3 separate regions of the Homo sapiens genome follow, and all the other regions are linked to region 1. The links are chromatin loops, found by intact Hi-C in ENCODE. Cell type or tissue: PC-3. All regions are shown on one strand. Region 1 overlaps PDZRN4 (PDZ domain containing ring finger 4). Region 2 overlaps PDZRN4 (PDZ domain containing ring finger 4). Region 3 holds the start of LOC107984498 (a long non-coding RNA gene).

Region 1 (8,000 bases):
CCTGGTGCTCTGTCCCAGGGAGATGGGAGTTTTATCTATAAGCCCCTGACTGGGGCTGCTGCCTTTCTTTCAGAGATGCCCTGCCCAGAGAGGAGGACTCTAGAGAGGCAGTCTCGCTACAGTGGCTTTGCTGAGCTGCGGTGGGCTCCACCCAGTTCGAGCTTCCTGGTAGCTTTGTTTACACTGTGAGGGGAATACTGTCTAATTAAGCCTCAGTAATGCGGACGCCCCTCCCCGCACCAAGCTCGAGTGTCCCAGGTTGACTTCAGACTGCTGTGCTGGCAGCCAGAATTTCAACCAGTGGATCTGAGCTTGCTGGGCTCCATGGGGGTGGGATCCGCTGAGGAAGACTACTTGGCTCCCTGGCTTCAGCTCCCTTTCCAGGGGAGTAAACGGGTCTGTCTTGCTGGCATTCCAGGCACCACTGGGGTACGGAAAAAAACTCCCACAGCTAGCTCAGTGTCTGCCCAAATGGCTGCCCAATTTTGTGCTAGAAACCCAGGGCCCTGGTGGTGTAGGCACCCGAGGGAATCTCTTGGTCTGTGGGTTGCAAAGACCCTGGGAAAAGCATAGTATCTAGGCTGCATAGCACCGTCCCTCATGGCAGGGTCCCTCAGGGATTCCCTTGGCAAAAGGAGGGATTTTTCTGACCCCTTGTGCTTCCCAGGTGAGGCGACACCCCACCCTGCTTCTGCTCGCCCTCCATGGGTTGCACCCACTGTCTAACCAGTCCCAATGAGAAGAACCGGGTACCTCTGTTGGAAATGCAGAAATCACCCACCTTCTGCATGGGCCTTGCTGGGAGCTGCAGACCACAGCTGTTCCTATTCGGCCATCTTGCCCAGGAATTCCCTATGTTGCTGTTTTCTACCTTACAGTTCTATAGACTGATGGAAAAAAGAAGTCTTCAAGTTTTAAAAATCTTCTTATATGCCTTGCAGGTGGGCTTTTATTAATCATTATTGTCTCTTTATAGGCTATCCTCAATACTACTATAATTATCTCCAACTCTAGTTCTTTGTTTCAACCCATGTCTTCTTCCCTCTATTGAAAACATTAGTACTTCCTTGAAATAGTAATATGTTTGATTTCTACATTTTCAGTTTTAAGGAAATTCACATTTCACACAGACTGGAGCCAGGTCAATTAATATTCTTATCTGAGGACACAGAGACTTATTTAGGTTAATAAATAAATAAATACAAGCTTTCCTAGAAAAACCAAAATAGAAACTAATTATTCAATAATAGTGGCTCCTACTTATTGTTGGAAACTACTACCCATCTTTAAATACCACGACCATCATTTTTTATAAAATGAAGATGCTGCTTCTCATTTAAGTTCATAAATTGGGCCAACACGTTTTAGCTTTTTAGGTTTTAAAAACTGCCTGCCTACTTCATGTAAACAAAATCAAAGCTGAGATGACTAGAAATAATATTTTGACAATTTTATTTTCTCTTTTTGATTGCTTAAGAAAGTTCTTAAATAATTTTGAGTTTAAGGGAATCTTATACATCTCTCTAGTTCAGCATTCTTATTTTATAAATGACTTATGTCAAGAATGACTGATTTGTTTAAAGTATAAAAGAGCATTGATTCTCAAATGTTACCAACCCAAACATTTGAAAAACACTGTATACCCGAACCCTGCGTGTAACTGGTTTCCCAGTGCCCTTTGAGAGTCACTTAACAAGAATCCTAGCACATCGTTATTTTTATGTCACCCTGCCTTTATTTTTAGTGTCCCAAAAATCCTTCTGGAGTTATAAATATGGCAGGATATTTAACTGGGACTTTTTCTTTCTGTTTTAGCTGAAGGCTGAAAGGCTGAGATAAGGGCCTTTATCCATGCATCCTTAGTAGGGGCTCCATCACTATGCAGGGCTTGCTAAAATGGCATCCCAAAACAAATACTGAGACCCTCCATTTAATCCGCACTAAGAAGATATTTAGAAATTAGAAAGTTCAAAGGATGGGAGTGTTTGGAATAGAATTTCCTTAGGAACAGTTGTTGTGATGTAGCATTTTCCGCTGTTCCCTTATCTCTATCTTGAGTAAAAGGACTTTCAAGGGAACTACTGGACAAGGTTTAACTTTGAATGAGGTAGGGAATTTTGATTATTAAGAGACTGTTTTTATAATTAAAAGTTACTGAAGCTATGGGACTGCTTTCACTTTTCATCAGAAGCACAGAAATAGCTGGCCCCTCTAGCAGGGTTTTAGGGACAGTGGAAGGAAAAATAATGCTTTATATTGCACCATATTGAGTTCTGCTCTTTCAATGTAATCGTTACACAAAGTAATCTTTTGTAAAGTCAATAAACCTGTTCATTTAACAGACTGCTAAGATTAACTAATGTGTGTACATTAACCCATCTCAATGATTAACCTTCTGAACAAAAGAAATTAAAAAGTCTCCTTGAATTTGGTGAAAAACATTATCCTGGATAGGGAGATGACAACCTTTTCTGGTATCTTGTGTCTATGTTTTTCTTCCATGACTTCTGAATATAACATAAGACTTAGCTTGGAGGATATATCCAATCATGGCCTTATAAAAAGCCTCCTCTTTCAGTCTTATTATCTTATGAGTCACGCATATAACAAAAGGTAAAAGGGATTTGAATTTTGAGTACAGCCAGGGAACAGGAGGAAAAGGATCATCTTAGTGTCCATGCAAACATATTGAGTGCCAAAAGTCTGTGTTGACTTATAGCTACAGCTTTTACATCTAAGAGCGTCATTAGCATAATTGGCTTTTGGATCAGATGGAGGCCATTAGCCTTAAATTCTTTGCCGAGGACTAAAATGTCTAACTAATATCCTTTTTATTCCACATCACCTTTCACTTGCTCACATAAATTATCTTCCTCTCCCCTAGACATAAGAAAAGAAAATCATCTTTATCCATACGGAACCTCTGTATGTGAATTCTATTTATAGCTGCTAATCTACCAAAGAGAAATTGATTACCTCTAACAAACATTACTTTTCCTACACACCAAAGAGCAGCAGAGTCTCTTCAATCGTTGCAACAAGAGCTGTTCACCAACCTTATTTCAGTTGGAGGTTAGACTTTCGTTCCAGCAGTAACTCTAGATTAGTGTCAGCACAGCTGGGGATCACTGATTAGTCCAGCTAGTCTGGTCTACAGAGTCAATCATCCACCCACCTGGACCAGGTGAGCTATCACCACAGTGAGCGTAAGGTGAGAAAGAGATTGGGATAAGAAGGCCGGCCATCTGTTTATAGACATCATATCTGCACTGGTGCATAAACTGAGTTCACAACGCTCAGAATGAAAGCGGACTCTTTCCTCAGTGGGAAATTCGCCTCTGCAGTGCCTGTGAGCTAACAAATCCACCCAGAACTCACGCCCGTTTTATTTTCAGCAACGGCCTTGTAGTTAGGGGCAGCAGGATTTTATATCGTTGGCCCTATAAATTAACTAAAACTACGTGAAAAATGAAAAGGCTTCATTTGATGGGAAGCAGGGTTTTAGTACCCAAGTTCAGATGCTTGCGTACTCTGCCATCTGCTGGTTCATGTATGGAATGTTTAAAATTCCTGTGCACGCTCATTACTGTTTTTTGTCTGTTTTGCATTTTCATTGTTCTGCTGAATTTATGAAACTGATTTTTAAAGTTGCAATTTACAACAACATACTCAATTTGTTGCTAGAAGTGAATCTCTTTTAAAGAATTGTTATATTTTAGAATACATTGAGATTTAGAGAAAAGTGGTAAATATAGTACAGAGAGTTTCCATATATCCAGATTCCCCTCTTGTTACCATCTTGCATTAGTGTGGTACATTTGTCACACTAGCTAACCATTATGCATGACATTATTATTAAAGTAGAACTGGGTCTCTAAGAATGGTAAATACTGCTGACTCTGGTTTATCCAGACAAATATAGGGTACTGACCATAGATAGATAATAAGAGTAGCTAACATTCCTGCCTGGCACTTTGCTTAGTACTTTACATACATTAGCTGATGTGATTCTTGTAATCTGCAGAATAGTATGACTACCTTCTATTCCCAGTGTATTAGGAAAATAAATCTCATAGTGATTGCTGGCCCTAACATTAAGAGCTGTGTGACTTTGGGTAAGTTTTATTCAAAGAATTTCTCATAAATTTATTGCAAGGCTTTAATCAATGACTATATAATGGGAAACACTTAGCAGAATCTATGACACATATGAAATATGACATGTATAAATATGATGTATGAATATATGAAATATATATTTTCATATTTCATAAATATATTCATATTTCATATAAATATATGAACTATGACGTGTATAAAATAATCCCCAGGTCTATCTGAATCTATCTGAGGCCAGGGTCTACTCGTTAAACTGCTACAATAACTATAATATACTAAAAAGGGTTCTTAAAACACCAGAGAAGAGCTTATTTGTATAAATCATTTTCTTGTATGGTTTCTGCTTTCTTGTATTAGGTCCCTGTTTCTTTTTGGTTTCCATTATCTCCCCACCACCTTCCATATGAAATTTTAATACCACAAATATGCTGTATATCTGTTTACATACTGCAGTTCTTTGGAGAGCCACAAACCATTGTAATATGTAAGCTTTCTTGCCCTCCAAGGACCAATATTTGTCCCTTGGGATTGCTGTCATCCCTATCGAGAATGTCCTAGGCTTCCTACACCATTCACCCTTCTCATTAATAACAACTGTGAAACTACTGCTAGTCAACCACATCTACCAAGATAGAAAAGCATATAAATCTGGAGTTTCCTCTGCCTGTAACCATTTACCCAACTCCGAAACTCACAAGTACTATCATAGTCTTCTCTAGTCTCACATCCCTCAAAATCACCTTCATTTTTCACATCCAGCCTGTACATTTTCTCTAAATTATTTCCTTAGATTCAATGAGTCTCCATTTTTATTTTAAAAAGTGAAATGCTTTATACTCATCACTGAAACCTTTGTAGGCAGATATTAAAAATTATTTCCTACTCTTGTGGCCATATTTGGGTTTGAATCCTATCTCCTTTACTTACTATATATCTATAGCCTTATATGTAATAATCCCTCAGAAATGATTATTTTTTTAAAAAAATCCACAGTATACTCTTATAAAATTTTAAGGGAGATAAATAAAAATTACACCAACCGCCTAGCACAGACCCTAGCATGCAGTGTGTAAAGATGTGGAGCAGAGAGGATCTATTTCCTTCCTGCCTCCCCTGTCACTCCACTGAGCTCACTTCTTCTAAGTTTGTTATTCAGGCCACTGCAAAAATCCTGCCAACAACTTGGCCTCAAAATCACTTAATGGGAAAGAACTGAAAGATTGAATTTTTGGCAATGAAAACTATAAAATATTGGGACTTACATTCTAGTGGGTTAGTTCAAGTAAACTGATAAATAAATATACAACAAGTGGTAGTAAGCATTATGAAGAAAAATGAGCCAGTAAGAGAGTTATGATGGGGAAGAATGCTAATTTTATAAGGTGGTAAGACAGAGGCTATCTGAAATACGGACTTTTTATCAGAGACTTTAATTAAATGAGGAAATGAGCCACACAGTTCCCTGGGATAACTGTCGTTAGGCATATCCACTCTCCCTTCCAGAGTTGCTTCTGGCATCAGTTTGATCCCATGCCAGTCAAGCCTCTCAGCTTATTCATGAGTTAAAATGTTCAGCATCTTAGTCTAAAGCACTGATCCCTGTAGCATCTGGACTACATAGATGCATCAGGTGCCTAGTCCGACACTGACCCACCAATGAGCTCTTGGGCCTGAATCTACCTAATTATACTGTCAGCCAAAATTGTTCTGTCTATAATAATTCACTGGGAGACTTTGCAAATATTTGACTGATTTCAGAGCATTTTTTTCCTACCACATTTCCCTAATGGCGAGTCCAGTGATTCAGTAAACAGGAAGGGAATTAATCTTTAACTGTCTTCAGATATTTCAAGGGTGTATACTTCATGAACACACCAGGCAAAGTTTGAGCCAGGGAATGCTAGCTATGATAGATTTGGCAAAATATAAGAAAACTTTTCCTAATGGAATCATCTGAAGAAGAAGCAGGCTGTCTTGGGAGATCTGCTCTCCACCATGGATTCAGGTATTTCAGTAGTGTCTAGGGATACAAGAGGTAGAGATAATGTCAATGTTACATAGACTTTAGTTGGTATTTAAAAATGGCTTCTAATATCCCTGAGCATCTATGGTACTATATTTGCTTCCAAAATATTTTCTAATTCGGAACTTTCATTAATTCAGGCAATCCTTCTCTCTAGCTTAAACTAGGAAGTGTTCACTAAACATAGAAACAAGCTCAGCATTTTAAGCGTTTTCCATTTATAATGATCAACTCTATATATTCCTTCAAATTGCACCTTTGTGCCATATCTATTTAAATTTTGAAAGATTTATTATTTTAAATAATGCTTGGTATGAAAGAGGTTATATAGTCAAAGATTTTAACTACACAATACACAGAGTGGTTATTAATAAAACATATTTCTGTTCTGTTTTTTTAAAAACCCTGACATTTTCAAAAGGAAAATACCAGCTTTACACACACTCATTAGGATGACCTACTTTTTGACATGTGGCTACAATTTATTCTACCACTTATTGGTGAGGTAGTTATCCCAGTACAAAATGAAAAAAATATATAATGTCCTTACTTAAAAAGTTATATGAACTTAACTTAAATGCCATGTCCCACATAGAAGAAGGCAAGACCCCTTTTATGACAAAGTAAAGACAAAATGAACCCCATATTTCTATGGTTGCTGACCAAGCTTGCATTCAAGGACTTTAGATCTTGATGCATTAAGAAAAATGATAAATGATAATGGGATGACATTAAGGCATAATTGCTGAACTAGTTCTTTGGCATCTGCTGCCATGAAGGTAAATTTAATGATAAATAGCATACATTTGGTAATTTTCTACTATAATAAGACATGTTTGCAAATCAACCATAGTTTTTGCAGGTAAACCTGAAAACATATTTTATCAATTAAAAATAAGATTTTATGTTCAGTCATTTTTTAGGTATTATAAAAATTCCTAAAATTGCTAATTTCTGACTGAATATACTTTTTCTTTAATGAAACACTTCATTTATTGGTTTCTACATCATTTATAGAGTAGTGTCAAAACTTCCAAGCATACAAGTTCCTTACTAGCTTCACCCTTTATCACTTCCCCCATCTCTGGGAGATGCCCTATATGTAAGTTACAGTTAAGGCTACTTGTAGTTTCTATCACGCTATACTGTTTCATTCTCTGTCCTGAATTCACTGTTTCTTCTTTTCAGAATACATTTTTCTTCTTTAAGCGTCTGGGGAACTGCATTTTCAGATTTGGTTATAATGACTTTCATGACACTCTCCACAACCAGGTTTGATCATTCTTGCGCTTGCCAGCATACTGTCTTATGCAATCTTCCATTACTGTACTTATGAAACTGGATTATAACTTGCTTTCCTTCTATGTCTATTTCCTTCTTTAGGAACACTTTGGAAGAAGAAACTGAGCCTCTTTGATATTTCTATCCATAGTGCCTAACATTACTTTATTAAAATGTACATTTTTGAATGAATAAAATTGATCCAAATGGATAGTCAACACTTTATTCATTTTCCATACCCATGATTGCTTAAATTTAACATAAGCAGACTACTAAATGAAGCCCAGACAAGCTTAAGCAAAACAACAAGGAAATGCGCCTTTTAGGAACTGCCAAGACTATAGTTCTCATTGATTGCAGAATTCAATTTCCTCCTAAATATTTTGATTATTAGGACTTCAATGTGACTTCTGGAAATTCAGAGTTACAACCAACAGCATCTATTTTGCTGTTCTCCCACCTGGACAGCAACTTAACCAACTCATCCCATGGTCACTCTAAAGGCCTTTAATTGACAATTCGATGCCACAAAGGGGAAAGAAAACAAAGCACTTTCTAAGTAAATATGTTATTATAA
Region 2 (8,000 bases), 150 kb before region 1:
TTGTGAGAAGAAAGCATAAGTAAACACAAGCTATGGTTATATAACATTTCCAGACAATAACAGGGTCAACACAGGAAATTAACACAGGGTGGTATAATAGGGAGTAACCAGATCATCCTTCTTAGATATTCTAGAGCCTGGAATGTGCTTTCCTGTCTGCTTTATTCCCTGCCTGCTTATATGCATGCATATATATAACCAAGTACAGATAAATCAAAAAAAGTAGGCAGGTAGTGGGATAGGAAGTAAAGAGACGAGTTTTGTTTTGTTTTTGTTGTTGTTTTTTTGAGATGGAGTCTCACTCTATTGCCCAGGCTGAAGTGCAATGGCGTAATCTTGGCTCACCACAACCTCTGCCTCCCGGGTTCAACCGATTCTCCTGCCTCAGCCTCCTAAGTAGCTGGGATTACAAGCACCTGCCACCATGCCCAACTAATTTTTGTATTTTTAGTAGAGACAGGGTTTCACCATGTTGACCAGGTGGGTCTGGAACTCCTGACCTCAGGTGATCTGCCCACCAGCCTTCCAAATTGCTAGGATTACAGGTCTGCGCCAGGTGGTCAGGACCTGAAGTTTTCTCAACCTTCGGGATCCTAGAAAATCCCTTCTCTGTTGTGTTCCTTGCATTTTCAGACCTAAATCATTCAATTCCCACTTTTTTCCATCATGAAAATGGTCCTCATATGGTTGTCTAAAACATTAGCACCAAAAAATCGACATGTTAATATCCATTAATTTCTGTGAAACTGATAATATAGAATGTTTAATTGCATTACACATTCTGGCCCAGGACACATTATCATCAGAATGAGCATGTATTCGGATGCTTGTTAGACTTTGAAGTAATCTAGAAGTATATTTGAGCCTCACTCTAAAAAACTTGTATGAAGTTGAACAAGTTACACATTGAGGTGTGCTGAAATGCCTCAGTTCCTCACTATGAAATAGGGATATTCATAGTACCTACCACAAAGGGGTCTTACGAACATGAACTTTACCCAGTGCCTGCTGCATGTACGTGTTCAATAAATATTAGTTAATATGTTATAGCTTATAATATAGCCTTGCCAAAGTGTCTAAATTCTAGCATTGTGAAAATATTCCAAAAAACAGGCAGCCATATTATTCCTTTGTCTATATTTTGGCAAATGTCTAGATGGATACTTTGGAGCATCAATTTTTCTCCAGGAGCAGTTAAATTCCTTTAAGATAAAAATGGTTGGTGTCATAGTGACTGGCAGCCAGGGAGAAGCAGAAAACAGCCATATGGTTACAGGAGGTAGAAACTGGGCTAAGACATGGACCATCCAAGTTCTGCAAATGTTTGCTGAGAACTTCCTATTCACCATACTTTATGCTGGCTTCTAGATCCATAGCACTTAACTAGGGGTGTGTGTAGGAATCAGCTGGGAAGATTTTTCAAGTTGCAAGTGCACAAGCTCAATTCCTAGGGCTTCTGAGTTATTCATAGCAAATCTGAGATGGGCCTGGGAATATGCATTTTTACGCATCCCACAGAAAACTCATTTGTGTGCATCCATTCCTTCCTTCTAAGTCTACATGTAAGGTATTAAACTAGACAAATTCTTGAATGCCTCACATCATTATAATTTCTGATATGCTAACTTTTGTGATTATGAAGATTACTGGATCTGTTACTAATTTGAAAAGGAAACTAACATTTAAGAAACACCTATTTTATCTAAAGTTTTTTACATCTCAAAAAAATTCTATTAAGATGTGCATTTTCACATTTAAAAACTCAGGTTCAAAATATTGTGCAATTTGATCAAAGTCACACTGTTAATTGAATGGAGAAGCTGGCATTTAAATACAAATAGGTTTGATTCTAAGATCATGCCTTTTTCAATAAGATATACTCTTCCCATGAGGACCCACTTCATTTAGCATAGCATCTTTGGTCCTGCATGCCATGAATGAAGAGTCAGTGGTAGAGGTGGTCTTGAATCAGTCATTGTTTCCTTGTGTAGTTTACCAGACATGTCCTACCTATGGGATGTAAAGGTGAGTAAATTCTTACTAGACCTGTGGGACAGGCTGGGATTTAGCTTCTAGGATCAGTTATGGGTTGGGCATAAAGAAGCCCCCACCGAACCTATCTACTGGTGGGACAGCAATTGGCCCAGCTGTTGGTGACAGGCAAAGAGAATTAAATGCTGTTTACTGGGTAACAGGATCTGTCTTGGATATGTCTGGTCCTTTCCCAGTGGATTTAGTTATTAGATTTCAGGGTCCACCTCAGCTTAACTAAGAAGCATTATACATTGATGGATTTAAAAACAAAAACAATTTTAGAAATTCTAACTTGAAACTGCAATTTCCATCTCAAATGCCCTAAGTGCTTTATCATCACTACTTTCTGCTCCTCATGAAACAGATTTCAACCGTAAGCAACTAAGCTCCAGACAGGTTGAACTTGGTGTCTAGAGATACTGGAAATCAAAAGAGAAATCACATATTTTAGAAGAGTGGATGGATTTATATTTTTGCTTGATAAGTTGTACATTATGGGAAATCATCTCATTAATACTGAACCCACTATATTTTGATAGGCTTTAGTAGGTTAAAGAAGACCCATTAAAAATCCGCAATTGCTATTGACTGAATTAGATCAACTACACAGTATTTGCATAACTCCTGATGAAATGCTTTCTAGTTGTTTGCTTAAGTTGAATAAAAAGTGAATCCTCTGACTCAAGTGTGAATGTGGACATATTTTTTTTCTGGCTTTATTTTATAGCACAGGAGACAGTAGTCCTTATATTTGGTGTCTTATTCTCATAGATGCTTGGAGAAAAACACAATTATATTTGAAGACCTCTCCTTTATGCATTGGTGTGGAAATTCTGTACAGGAACACCATCTGGCATGTAACAGAACATTACTTGTAAGAAAAAATTGTCCAGTTGTTCCTGGGACATTGGATTCTTTCCTAGGCCAATATATTTGAATTTTCTCTGCCCCAGTGTGTAGGAAGGGCTGAGCTTTCCTCCTACTCCTTGGCTATACTTCCACCTTCCATACTAGATAATGCCCAGCTTCTAGGTTACCTTCCTACCAGCTTGTTTCCTCACTTGTGTTAGAAAGTTAACTTTATTTTTAGGTCTTTCATTTTTAATTTTGTTTGAGTGTGTGTGTTCGTGTACCAACATAATGTTTTAAGTTTTAAAAACAAATCAATGGAATCATTTGCATTGCCTGGTATAATAATTTATTTAAAATTGATCGTTTTATTTTTCTCTTTTAATCTATTAAAAAGCCTGTTACTGAAAGTATTTTATTTTTTAATCATATGTTGTGAATGTTGTTTCGATCCATGCCATCTTCCTAATTGTGTCAGAGTCTTTGTGGTATATCAACTGACCTATTTTCTTTTCCCAGCCCCAGAAGACAATGTTTGCCAATGTCTTTGTATCTAAGTGGGGTGATATGACAAGCTGTGGTCAACTAGTTATGGGCAGAAGTGCAAGAGCATTGTCAGGCCTGGCCTCTTACATCTGCTGCTCTCAGTCTTTCTCTCCACTCACTCCAGGCTTGTAAGCATAAGCCACCAATGTAACAAAGTCACATAGTGGAAATAGATCCCTGACTCACTATCTGGAGAAAAGTCACTCAGAGGAGCTTCCTGACTTGCACATAACCCTTTATAAAGGAAAAATTCACCTTTTCTTCATGAAACTACTAAGTATTTGAAGACTGTTGCCCCAGCATAGCTTAGCATGACTAAGACTCAAAGTAAACACTTCTGAGTTCATGTATTAAGCAAATATATTTAAATTATAGTTAGCATGAAAAAATTCAATCCATTGAACCAAGTAACAGGTCATAATAGCTTCTAGCAACCAATTTTGTGTAAAGACATATAGCAACGTTATCTAGCATGATTGAATGATTATTCAGTAATGTCAGTATAAAAATTGTTAAGTTTCTCTACACACCATCCAAATTTTCATCAGATCATGTGTTTAATCATACATATGCAATATTTGTTTGGAATGAAGGGAGAACAAATCCAACATAAGGAAAGCTTTATATAATCAAACTAAGTATATACATGGTGTGTCATATAGAGCTAAAGATCCCTTGAAGCAAAATCACTGTCCGTTTCAGAAATATGAACTCTCAGAGGAAGTTTGCATTTTAACTGGCTTAAGATTGCAACTGCATAGCAAACAAATATTGCATAAGTAGTTTAAGCTAATTCCTTATCAAGCAATAAATATTTTTTCACAAAGCAGAGTAGGGCTTGCAGGAAACCAGACATAGAATGGACAGCATTTATTAATTTTTAGAGAACAGGCATTTCCAAAACATGAGGAACTTCCCAACATGGCAAGAGTAATGGAGCCATATGAGCTTTGGAATACAACAGTCATGGGCTTAAATTCCAACCCTACAACGTGAACTACAAGACCATGTTTAACTCTGAGTCTGTTTCTCCATTTGTGAGATGGAGTTTATAGCTTCTTCCTCATGGTGCTGCTGATAGGACTGATTACCTGAAATGACTGATCCTCATATATTAACTATCTTTTCTTACCCCAGCTCCCCATAGCCTTATCACTTTCTGAATGATTTGGAAAGATTACAATCACTAACTGTTCAAAATCATAATGGCAAATTCACATCAACTTTTTAACCAGTGGGAGTAGGAGTCCAATGGCAAAATAAACAGAAAACTTCTGTTTTGGGGAAAGACTCAGGAATATGGAATTAACACCAGAAGTTGGGCAACATTTTTATGACAGTATGCCTGTTATAGGACAATGTGATGCATAAAAGTTTAAAGGTATGGGATTTCAGAGATGCAGCAAAATTTTGGGAAAACTGTCTTAGTAGAATGAAGGTTAAAGATATATGCAGCCATAAAAAAGGATGAGTTAATGCCCTTTGCGGAGACATGGATGGAGCTGGAAACCATCATTCTCAGAAAACGAATGCAAGAACCGAAAACCAAACACCTCATGTTCTCACTTATCAGTGGGAGTTAAACAATGAGAATACATGGACACAGGGAGGGGAACATCACACACTGGGGCCTGTCAGGGGATGGGGGACTAGGGGAGGGATAGCATTAGGAGAAATACCTAATGTAGATGACAGGTTGATGGGTGCAGCAAACCACCATGGCATGTGTATACCCATGTAACAAACCTGCATGTTCTGCACATGTGCTCCAGAACTTAAAGTATAATAAAAAAAAAGTTTCAGCAAATAAAAAAAGATTTATCTAACTTAAATTACTCCTGAGGAGTACAAAAAATCAACACTCAAGAAATAAAAACTATAGTTGAGTCTGTGTTGCCAATTTTTAACTAACAAAGAGGAGGTGCTGAACAGAGCATATCAGAAGGTAAGAGCCATGTAAAACCAGAATCAGCATATGTAAAAGGAAGGAAGATACTGGAGGATAGAAGTTTGGCTAATCATTTTGCAAGTGTCTTGGATAAATGCCATATTGACAAAAGAAATTTCCATTGTGTGTGCATATGTGTGTACACACACACACATATTACTAATGTGTATGTATATATTTATGAAATTTGGGACATTAGTAATGGTTTTTGATATGGTTTGGCTCTGTGTCCCCACCCAAATCTCATCTTGAATTACAATCCCCACATGTCGAGGGAGGGATCTGGTGGAAGGTGATTGGATCATGGGGGCCGTTTCCCCCATGCTGTTCTGACAGTAAGTGAGTTCTTCGGAGAGCTGAAGGTTTTAAAGTGTGGCACATTCCCCCTCATCCACTCTCTCTCTCTCCTGTCACCATGTGAAGAAGGTCCTTGCTTCCCCTTCACCTTCCAATGTGATTGTAAGTCTCCTGAGGCCTCCCCAGTCATGTGGAACTGTGAGTCAATTAAACCTTGTTCCTTCATAAATTACCCAGTCTCAGGGAGTATCTTTATAGCAGTGTGAAAATGGACATATCCATTTCTAGTGGAGTTTTACTATAATAATGATAACCAACACAAATTTACTGAAGGGAGCCAGATAATCTGATCAGTACCTGTGACACACAGCTCATTTGACTGAGGATATATTCCACAATTTCTGCCATATAATGAACAGATACACACTACTCTCTTCTAATATTAGTTAGTAATATGAAGATAAGTTATGTGTGCATTGACTTCTTTTTCTGCTTTAATCATAAATTCATTTAACTATTTCCCTAGGTATAGCATATGATATGGTGTACAAATCAGTGAGAATAAAATTACAAATGAAAGCAAAATTGATAACTCTGTCAGCCTCAAGAAATACCAAGATAATGAGCCAAGAGACTCTAATTAAAAACAATCCATTAAATTCATCTACTTATTCAACAAGTATTTACTGACACATGTGGGTACTCTGCTCATCTTAAATAATTAAATAAATAAATCGTCAAAACAGAATTATCAGTAGAGCTCCAACATACTAATCACTGCGGGATATTAGCTTGTCAAGAGATCTATTTTATATATTGTTTACTTATAAACATATGATACATGTACATGTATTTTATTGTTGGTAATACTTTACTATTTTTCAGAAAAATATAATAAGATGGGATATATTTAGCAGACAGAAATGGAGGGGCTGAGAAAGAAAAATTGTTAGTAGAAGAAATAGTGAAGAAACAAGTTACATACTTAAGAAATAATGGGAACATTAAAGGGGTGACACTTAATTTAGTCTGGCGCAAAGTGTGGAATCCCTCAGGAGAGATCAAACTGACTATTAGGTGAACAGTTTTGAGGGTCTGTATTTGTTCTTTCTGCAGTGGGTAATGAAGAGCTACTAAAGGTTTCCATGTAAGAGAGTGCCAACATTTATTTTATCATTCCAAGAGTCCTAAACAAAAAGATACAAATAGGCTGGGCACGGTGGCTCATGCCTGTAATCCCAGCATTTTGGGAGGCCAAGGTAGGTGGATCATCTGAGGTCAGGAGTTTGAGACCAGCCTGTCCAACATGGTGAATCCCCATCTCTACTTAAAATACAAAAATCAACCAGGTGTGGTGGTGGGTAATCCCGGCTACTCAGGAAGTTGAGGCAGGAGAATCACTTGAACCTGGGAGACAGAGGTTGCAGTGAGCTGAGATCATGCCATTGCACTCCTGGGTGACAAAGCAAGATTCTGTCTCAAAAGAAAAAAAAGAAACAAATAGTAGTCTAATAACATTAGGAATTATAAAAAGTAATGATGTTTTACAATAGTGTGTAAACAGTCTTGAACACGGAATTGAAAAGAGGTATATGCAATAAATGAGAGAAATGCTACAGAGGTAGGAACAAGAGGTTTTGCCAAATGATTGGCAAGTGATAGGAGGAAATCAATGGTGAGTGCATTTGCAAGACTGAGTGTCTGGGTTAAAGGCTACATCATTAATAAAAATAATGAAGTCAGGAGGAAGACGTACCGTGAATAGCGAATATAAACAGATATGAGTTGAGTATGATGAGATTGAGGTGCTTCTCAGAACAAAGATGTTATTCATGGAGTTGAAATTTTGAATAGAGATGTCAAAGATAATAATATGGATGTGAAGATCACTAACACGTATTTAAAACTGAGGCAGTGAGTTGGGCATTCAAAGAAAAAGATAGAAGGAAAAAAGGGTCAAGAACTGAGCTTTTGGATATCCCTAGATTTTAAAATAAGTCAAAAGATGAAGGGTCAAGAGAATAAAGACAAGAGTTAAGGGAGTTGCAAATCTGCAGAAATATAATTTCAAACAGAGGGAATTGTCAGTAGGGTCAAGAGAGACTGAGAAGACCAGGCAGGGGAGCTATGTAGGGAGAGGTGGGTTTATTGATTGGAACGTATCAGTCATGTTTGAGAGAGCTACTTAAGAGTAAGGCAGAGGGGGCTGTGCCGAGTTGAATGAGGAATGGGACAAATAATGAGGTGGAGGCAGCAGACAAAAACCAGTCTTTCAAGAAGTTTGTAATGGCAAGAAGACAGAGCTAATGTGATAATTCTAGGAGAC
Region 3 (8,000 bases), 290 kb before region 1:
TTCAAAAAAATTATCATCTTTTAAGATGTGTTAAGAATTAATGTTGAGGCCAGGTGCAGTGGCTCATGCCTGCAATCCCAACACTTTAGGAGGCTGAGGCTGGTGGAGCACTTGAGGTCAGGAGTTCGAGGCCAGCCTGGTCAACATGGTGAAACCCCATCTCTACTAAAAATACAAAAATTAGCTGGGTGTGGTGGTGGGATCCTGTAATCCCAGCACTTTAAGAAGCTGAGGCTGGTGGACCACTTGAGGTCAGGAGTTCGAGAACAGCCTGATCAACATGGTGAAACCTCATCTGTACTAAAAATACAAAAATTAGCTGAGCATGATGGCGTGCACTTATAGTCCCAGCTACTCAGGAGGCTGAGGCAGGAGAATCGCTTGAGCCCAGGAGGCAGAGGTTGCAGTGAGCTGAGATTGTGTCACTGCACTCCAGCCTGGGCGACAGAGTGAGACTCTATCTTAAAATAATAATAATAATAATGATAATAATAAGAATAGACAGGGCACGGTGGCTCATGCCTGTAATCCCAGAACTTTGGGAGGCCGAGGCAGGTGGATCACGAGGTCAGAGTTTAAGACCAGTCTGACCAACATGGTGAAACCCTGTCTCTATTAAAAATACAAAAATTAGCTGGGCATGGTGGTGGGCATCTGTAATCCCAGCTACTCAGGAGGCTGAGGCAGGAGAATCAATTGAACCCGGGAGGCGGAGGTTCCAGTGAGCTGAGATTGTGCCACTGCACTCCAGCCTGAGCGACAGAGCAAGATTCCGTATATATATATATAATAAAATACATATAATAATGTTGAGAATAGGAAGATAATTAAACAAATCAGTAAACTGAAAACAAAATTATATCAGGCAGATAAATGACATGAGTGTAACATAAAAAATCTAGAATACATTGAACTTGTTTTTGTAAAATGGGAAAAAGACAATAAAAATAATATACTAATCACACTGTGATCTTTTACTAGTTATGAATCCATTAAGGACAGCAGTTCTGCTCATTTTTCTTTTTATTCTCAGTTTCAAGTGGGGTACTTGGAACATATTAGGAGTTCAAAGTGTTTAGTTGAATGAATATGTGACTTCAAGGCAAAATGATGTTAATAATCTCAAACTATGCTATGAGAAATGTTGCACAAGTTATACTATGGGAAATGTGTCAACAGCAGCCATAAGACCAAGGATAATCTCTACGATTATTCAGAATATACAGGTGTAATCACGCCATCCAGTACGCAAATAAAACTGATGGCTTACATCATGTCATCTTCATCCTATAGTGATAGCCTAAGTATTCAAATAGATACATTAATATTTTAGAGTAAAAAAAATTACTTATTGGGGAAGCTACCTCAGTTTGTTTTCAGCTGGCATATTGATAAGCAACACACATTTTTTACTCTTAAATTTCTGCAATTAGTTTGAAGTAGTGCCTGGGTCAACATTTGAATACTACTGTACTGTATTAACAATTGTCCCCAAGCTTCCCAAACTGGATATATTCTTAATGGAAAAACATTTTATTTATTCCCTCTGCTTCATTTGAGATGATCATTTGCTCTAAAAAATTACCATGATAGAGATGATGGATTAAACCCTTTGATTTTGTTTTCATCTTCATTTATGGTTACACATTAAAAAAAGAACAAGCAACATATCAAATGATGTAGTTCAAATTGTTGGCCCTACCTGCTCCACCTCATTGGCAGTGGGCTGCATTGCTTCATTATGCTCTTCTTCCAACATCTCCAAGTTTAACTCCTCTAAGAATTCATTCCTTTCATCTTCCAGCCAGCCTTCATCCAGCTGCAAAAGAATACATTAGTACATTATATTATGTTAGTGAGAACTCATGTTAAAATAGAGTAAACTTAAATGGCCGGTGCCCGACGAGTTCCTTTTATCATAATGATTCTCTTCAGAATACCAGCCTCCCACAGTTCACCTCTCAGAAAGAAGAAAAGGTGATAAAAAAAAAAAAAAAGGACTCTTATGCCTTTTATCCTTTCCTGAAATGGGACTACAGATTTTCTCTCATAACCAAGTAAATCTCACAGCACAGAATATTACCTTCTTTCAAAATGTATGAAAAGCATCCTGCATAATCCACAGCTGTCATGCTCATTACCTCCAACAGTCCCGTGTTAAAAGGACTGCCATGCTACTAATTGGGCTATGAGACAATTGGGCTGTTTTCTTTAACAACAACCCCCAACGAGACTGCACACAAAGTTCCCCCCATACGCTCGTGCTATCCTCATCCTGCTTTTTTCTTTTTAGGTGGGCTCCCATGTCAACAAGATGGCTGCTTGCCACAAAAGAATGTACAGAAGACATTTATTTTGTCTGTGAAGAAAGGAAAATTCTAAGTTATTCTTCTCAAGGAAAGGAAAGAAAAGCAATATTACTCCATGTCTATTTTAATTTGTTTTCAGGCCCAATTTTATAGGAAAAACACCTCAGTGGATGCGACATTTAAGGGTGGTGGAGTGGTGTGGGGCATGCAGGGTTTTGTTTATGGGTGTTGAAAACAAGTATTCTTGTAGGACTCTTAATGCAAATTGAACTGAACAAATCCCTTCGGCTTTTCAATACAAAGTGAAGTGGAAAACTGGTGGTTACCTGGCTAATATGATCTAATATGATCAGTGTTGACAGTTACTACAGATAATTTGCCTCAAAGTGGATTTTTGGAGCTGGATTACATAAATTAGCTGTCTATGCTGATTAAATTAACTGGATTATCGTCAAAACTCTGCATCACCCTGTACAAAGAAATAGCATTCTAGTGAGCAAACATGGATAATAGTTTGAGATATTTTCACCACCAATGAACTGGCAAAATAAGCTTTTAAACATAACTGAACTTCTACAACTTAAAAACAAACTGGAAAGGACATTCAGCTGCACCAAAAGAGGCATTAGCATACAGGTATCATCTTTATTAATATGCAGGCAAATCATAGATTTCATGATATCTATTAAAGGCCATGTAGAACTTAAATGACCTCAAACTTAACTGGGGCCCAAAGTGCTGGCACATTTGTTCATCCTCATTTATCTTAATGTCGCCTGAATAATTTGATCAAATTCCTGTGACTTTGATATGCAGATGAGCTATGAAAATTATGCCAAGTAAAAATGTAAATTCAGCCCAATTTATAATTGTTCAAATTTTACATTCTTTAATCTTTTTCAAGTATCATAAAGCTACAAATGCCAGACATCATAAAAAATTACTTAAAATGGGGAGTGCTTACTATTCACAAACACATCAAGGAATTTTTCTTTAATCAGGTCAAAATAAAGTATTTTCTAACACTGATATATTGAATGATGAAACAGAGTCCTTTGAGGATTAAATGAAGTAGTGGGGAAAATAAAGAGAAAATGGTCAAAATTAATGATTCCCCATAACTCTTTTCTTATTGAGTAATCCAGTAGATTCCTGAGTTGCCAGCCATAGTCATTATATGTCTATTTTGATAAGGCTTTCTTTTAGGCTGGAGGTGCACACAGCACAATTAGCAAAGGGAGATTCTTCTTGCTCACTTCCTTCTTCTCTCCTATTTCCCCCTTTCTACCTAGATGTACATTCACTATGGTCTGAGTCTAATGTAACGGCAGAGACAGACATCTCCCTTGAGCTGAGCTGCAGGAAAAGAGGGATTGTTACTACTAAGAGTGGGGATCTATCTGCACCAAAGGGGGCCACATGTGGCATCTCAGAAAAAGGAACAACCTACACTGTCTCAAAGGTAGTGGCTACAAGTTCTTATGAGAATCCTCTCTGCCCCAGTGTCCTGAGGGAAATAGGACAGAAAAGCAATATCTTTAATGGTCTCAGGAAGAAAATGGGCAGAAAATGAAAGAGAGTTGACAGGAAATGAGGAAAATGAGTTATTTAAAAATATTGCACAGATGTACAATACTGCCCCCAGCAACTCTGTAGATCATTTCCAAGAATCTAGAGAGTATTTGAAACGTTAAAAATGTTTAAAAAAAGCTAGAAAAAGCACACAAAAGCTTCCACATTCTCCCCGAATAAAATACACACGCAAAAAAAAAACATACAACAATGAGATAAATTGAGTTCAATGGAAAAATATGGGTGATATAAAGACAAGATTTTTTTTTTTTAGTTTTTTTTTTGCCACTTTATAGCATGTACTGATTAAATTACATTTTAAAAGTATGGTATTAAAATGTATTTCTTTTCCTGATTTCTCTGGAAATCTGTTTTTTTTTTCTATAGGCAATTAGCTTCCTTCCAGTGTCATGAAGGTTTCTTTAGGATCAAGGGGCTAATGCAGATCATAATTTTGACAGGCAGGACAGCATCCTATGGAGTCAGACAACCATCTTTCATCAAATGTGGAAAGGGAAGTCTCATTTGAAAATTCATCCTTCAGCATTGACTCTTTTGGAGAAAAAGGTCAGAAGTGTAGCCAGATACTCAAATTTTCCACTGGTTCTACCCAGCATATGTATTCCATCAAAGATTAACAGGATCTGGTCTATGTTATTAATTTCTATTATTTCTACAGCCCATTATGGCCACTATGTGGCATAGTTTAAGGAAATGCTTTAGTTCTAAATTAATGAGGTTCTCTAGCAGTTACATGGAAAGGGCAGGGAAACCACATTATAACATAAAAATATCTTCTCTACAATAGAGATGGCAACTTCAATTTATCATAAATTTCACTAATATGCATTTAGCCCCTTTATTATGTTCTTTTTTGAAGAAAATGGGAGCAGCGAGATAACTGGGTTGAGAAATTTCCAGATAATTGGTATAATTTCATATGTATTTAAAAATTCACTCCCACATAGGCAGTGTGGGGGTTTTGTGGGCTTTTTTCCCCACTCCTAAGACCTCAGGTGTGTAACTTTACTCTGCCCCAGGCTATGGCAGACTTTATGAGAACCATTTAGAATGGGCAAGGGCATAAACGAAATATATGCAGAAAGGGTGATCTTTTATAACCACTATATTCAAGTCAGGATTCAGTCTGACACTGAAATACACTTACTCAATGTAATTTATAGATAGTATGTAGTTACTGAGTCTGAAAAATATCATATCAATAACCGAGGAGACAAATGGCGATATAACTAACTTTATTCAAACTACTGACAGATAGATAGACTGGTGACAATGTTTTGTCCCTTCTGCCTTGTGATGGGAGATAAAAAGGATATAAAAGGAAGCCCCAATAGTACTTTTTTTCCATTACCTTTACTCTACTTTCATGACATCTTCTTCCATAAAGATCTAAAAAATTCATTTAGAAGTTATCAGTTTTTGGCTGGACAATTGTTTTGGTCACACTAAACTTGGAAACAATTCATTTACTATACATGGAACCAGATCATGCTATACAAGACATTCTAATTGATAAAGTTATTTTAAAAAGATTTAAGTTGATGACTAGATAGGCTAGTGTTTCTCTCGTGGAGCTTCTTCCAAGATATCTTCATATGCCATTTAAGTATTTTCAGATGGAAACTTAAAGCAAGGATCCACACAGAATTAAAAGGATCCACACAGCCATTTTTCATTTGAGTATTTATTTAAGTAAGTGGCAAATTGAAGGAGAGAATCACAATTCAATTTGGTATGCTTTTCCCCCCTTAAAAGGGATATTTAGCTGCCATTCTATGGAGCAATATAAGGAAGTCTTTAATGTGTAATACTTTTGATAAATTAGGAAAGATCAGTCTTTATTGTATTTTGTATACCTTAATTGCTTTCATATCTATTTTTAAAATTCACTCCCACATAGGCCATCTGGTGGGTTATATGGGGAGAGATAACCGTGATAATGATTTGATAGAGAATAGCAGATAATGAATATAATTCATTCACGAATTTACATTCAGTGAATTCAATGAATATAAAGTTCAGTCTCAAGGCTTTTGATCTCTGTTCTGACCTGAATCTCTGGCCTTGCAACAAGCAGCACGATTCTCTTACACTCATCGTTAGACAGCAAGGCCACTGCTTCTTCTCGATTCTGGACATCTTCCCCATTTATCTAGAAAACAAATGAGAGTGGCACATTAGTTTCCATTTCCACAATGCTGCACACAATAAATGGCAAATATCAGCTCATTTATGGTAAATGTATGGACAATGAAGCTCACACAATGGGCTCATCTTCAGCCCCTCAGCTCAAAGTGCCTTCACTCAATTACGCGCTTACTGTAAGAGCCATATCGATCCGTGAAGGATGGCGGACATCAGAGGAAGCAGTTATGTTCATAAATGTCCAACCTGCGCCCTGGCAACATACATCTAGCAACACAATTAACCAGCTCCTGACAGGTGACGTTCATCTTTCTTCGCTCAGAGTAATGGAAGTGTCACTCTGAGATAATAGTGCTGGGGGAAGAAGGACTGGCAATACCACAACTGAAATCCGTCATCCTGCACGCTTGCCGCGAGCCAATTAGAGAGCTGCAGTATTATCTCTCACCAGGCAATGCTCCCAGGCCACTGCTGATTGCATTTTTATTTAATCATTTCATATTTGCGTGTGGGTCTGACCCAGTTGCCCAAACATCATCGTCAGGATAAATCTCAGTGTTTAACTGATCAAAGTAAAATAACATTCTCATCAATACTCCATTTCCCTTCTAATATCTATCCATTTCCTAAAGTAATACAACTAATGAAATATCTTCAGACTCATCTCTTAAATTTAAAAATTTAAAAAATATTAACATAGAGTAAAATTGAATTTTTAAAATAATGATGAGTGAAAGAAACCAAGCTTGACTAAACTTTAGATTTCATGGAAAAGATTCCAGTGACATTAGAAATATATCTTTTTACTTTTTCTAAGTTCTAAAGAAAAAGTAAATAAGATTTGTAAAGTTTCTTTTTTTAAACTACATTTTCATGTGCAAATATATTTAGCTCTTAATTAATAAAACTTTTTCCTTTGGATATTTAATAATTATTTTCTTTTATTGATTACTCAACTCCATAGAGACAGCAAGATTTTTGATTTATAATTATATGTAATCAAATAATGGGAAAGAAATTCCAATTAAAGAGATCAAGTAATTCTGTCTAAAATAGTATTAATTACTTGAATAAATGAAGCAGATGGAAAATGTAGCAGCACTGACCATTCTTTTTTCAATAATCTAATGTCTTTCACTAAGGACTTCTGCTTAAAAGCATGAAGTAGACTATTGAGGTTTTTCTCCTCATAGGTCTCTGGGTTTCTGGCTGATGCATGAGGACAGACATAATTATCTGAAAACAAGCCCATGAATTTCAACCTTGAACCACAATAAATAATCCTTATTCCTATACTCTTATATGTATTTAGTGCAAGGAAAGCAGGCAATAATAGTAAAAATATATATATATGGGCACAAATTGTATTTTCTTACTCCAATCACTGTCATTTCTCACTTGTATACACAGAAAGGAAATTCAGTGGTTATAAGTTTCACATGCATTCCCTATTTGTTTTTGCAATTCACAAATAAAATTCATCCAATTAGGAAACAGAAGCTACGATTCCACAATGGGAAATAATGACCGGGAAGGATATGTTGCGGTTTGTCATAAATACCTCTGGAAAAGTATGTGTGTACTGACTCCAAGGCCTTTTTTCTCAAATAAAGATAAATTGGCAGTGGTGGATTCCACTATACTTCCCCTACCCTCTATTAAGTGTAGTTTTAAAATAATGACTTTGTAGTATTTACTCTATTTGCACTTTGAGGGCTTATGTCTGTTTCATGGTAATTCTTAGTAATATATTTGCAATGCATTTATTTGTCTGTCAAACATGGACCTGTTTATTCATCTCCTCTCCACTACAGGCACATCTGATCCTAAGAGAATTGAATTGGGTGATCTTACACAGCTTATCTTCATCTTTTCTGTTTGAAATATACTTCTCACTTCTTTTATTCCTGGTCTCCACTTGACTGTACATATATATATATATATAGTCTTTAT

The links. Hi-C counts contacts between places; a loop is a spot of excess contacts. Peaks named below come from ENCODE experiments on the same cell type or tissue, not always from the same donor. Only the 100,000 strongest peaks of a DNase experiment are listed, where the experiment ranks them.
Region 2: a loop joins it to region 1, with 2.4 times the contacts of the local background. A loop is called at or near these places in 4 of 110 quality-filtered maps.
Region 3: a loop joins it to region 1, with 15 times the contacts of the local background. A loop is called at or near these places in 4 of 110 quality-filtered maps.

Annotation. Positions count from the first base shown.
Region 1 is chr12:41,272,762-41,280,761 of GRCh38, reverse strand. All of the region lies in intron 3 of PDZRN4 (PDZ domain containing ring finger 4), which reads right to left. Among named protein-coding and RNA genes, the nearest start is that of PDZRN4, 88 kb to the right of the region's middle. RefSeq lists enhancers at 1-215, 216-767, 1-883. In PC-3, a CTCF peak has its summit at 3,543 (motif pointing left); no DNase peak of the experiment used is centred here; H3K27me3 peaks cover 1,968 bases.
Region 2 is chr12:41,420,375-41,428,374 of GRCh38, reverse strand. All of the region lies in intron 3 of PDZRN4 (PDZ domain containing ring finger 4), which reads right to left. Among named protein-coding and RNA genes, the nearest start is that of PDZRN4-AS1, 12 kb to the right of the region's middle. In PC-3, no CTCF peak of the experiment used is centred here; no DNase peak of the experiment used is centred here; H3K27ac peaks cover 1,779 bases.
Region 3 is chr12:41,561,602-41,569,601 of GRCh38, reverse strand. PDZRN4 (PDZ domain containing ring finger 4) reads right to left here. Exons shown (of 10, transcript NM_001164595.2): 8 at 5,953-6,054; 9 at 1,703-1,819. LOC107984498 (a long non-coding RNA gene) reads left to right here and starts at 3,296. Exons shown (of 3, transcript XR_001749090.2): 1 at 3,296-3,771. In PC-3, a CTCF peak has its summit at 4,565; no DNase peak of the experiment used is centred here; H3K27me3 peaks cover 936 bases.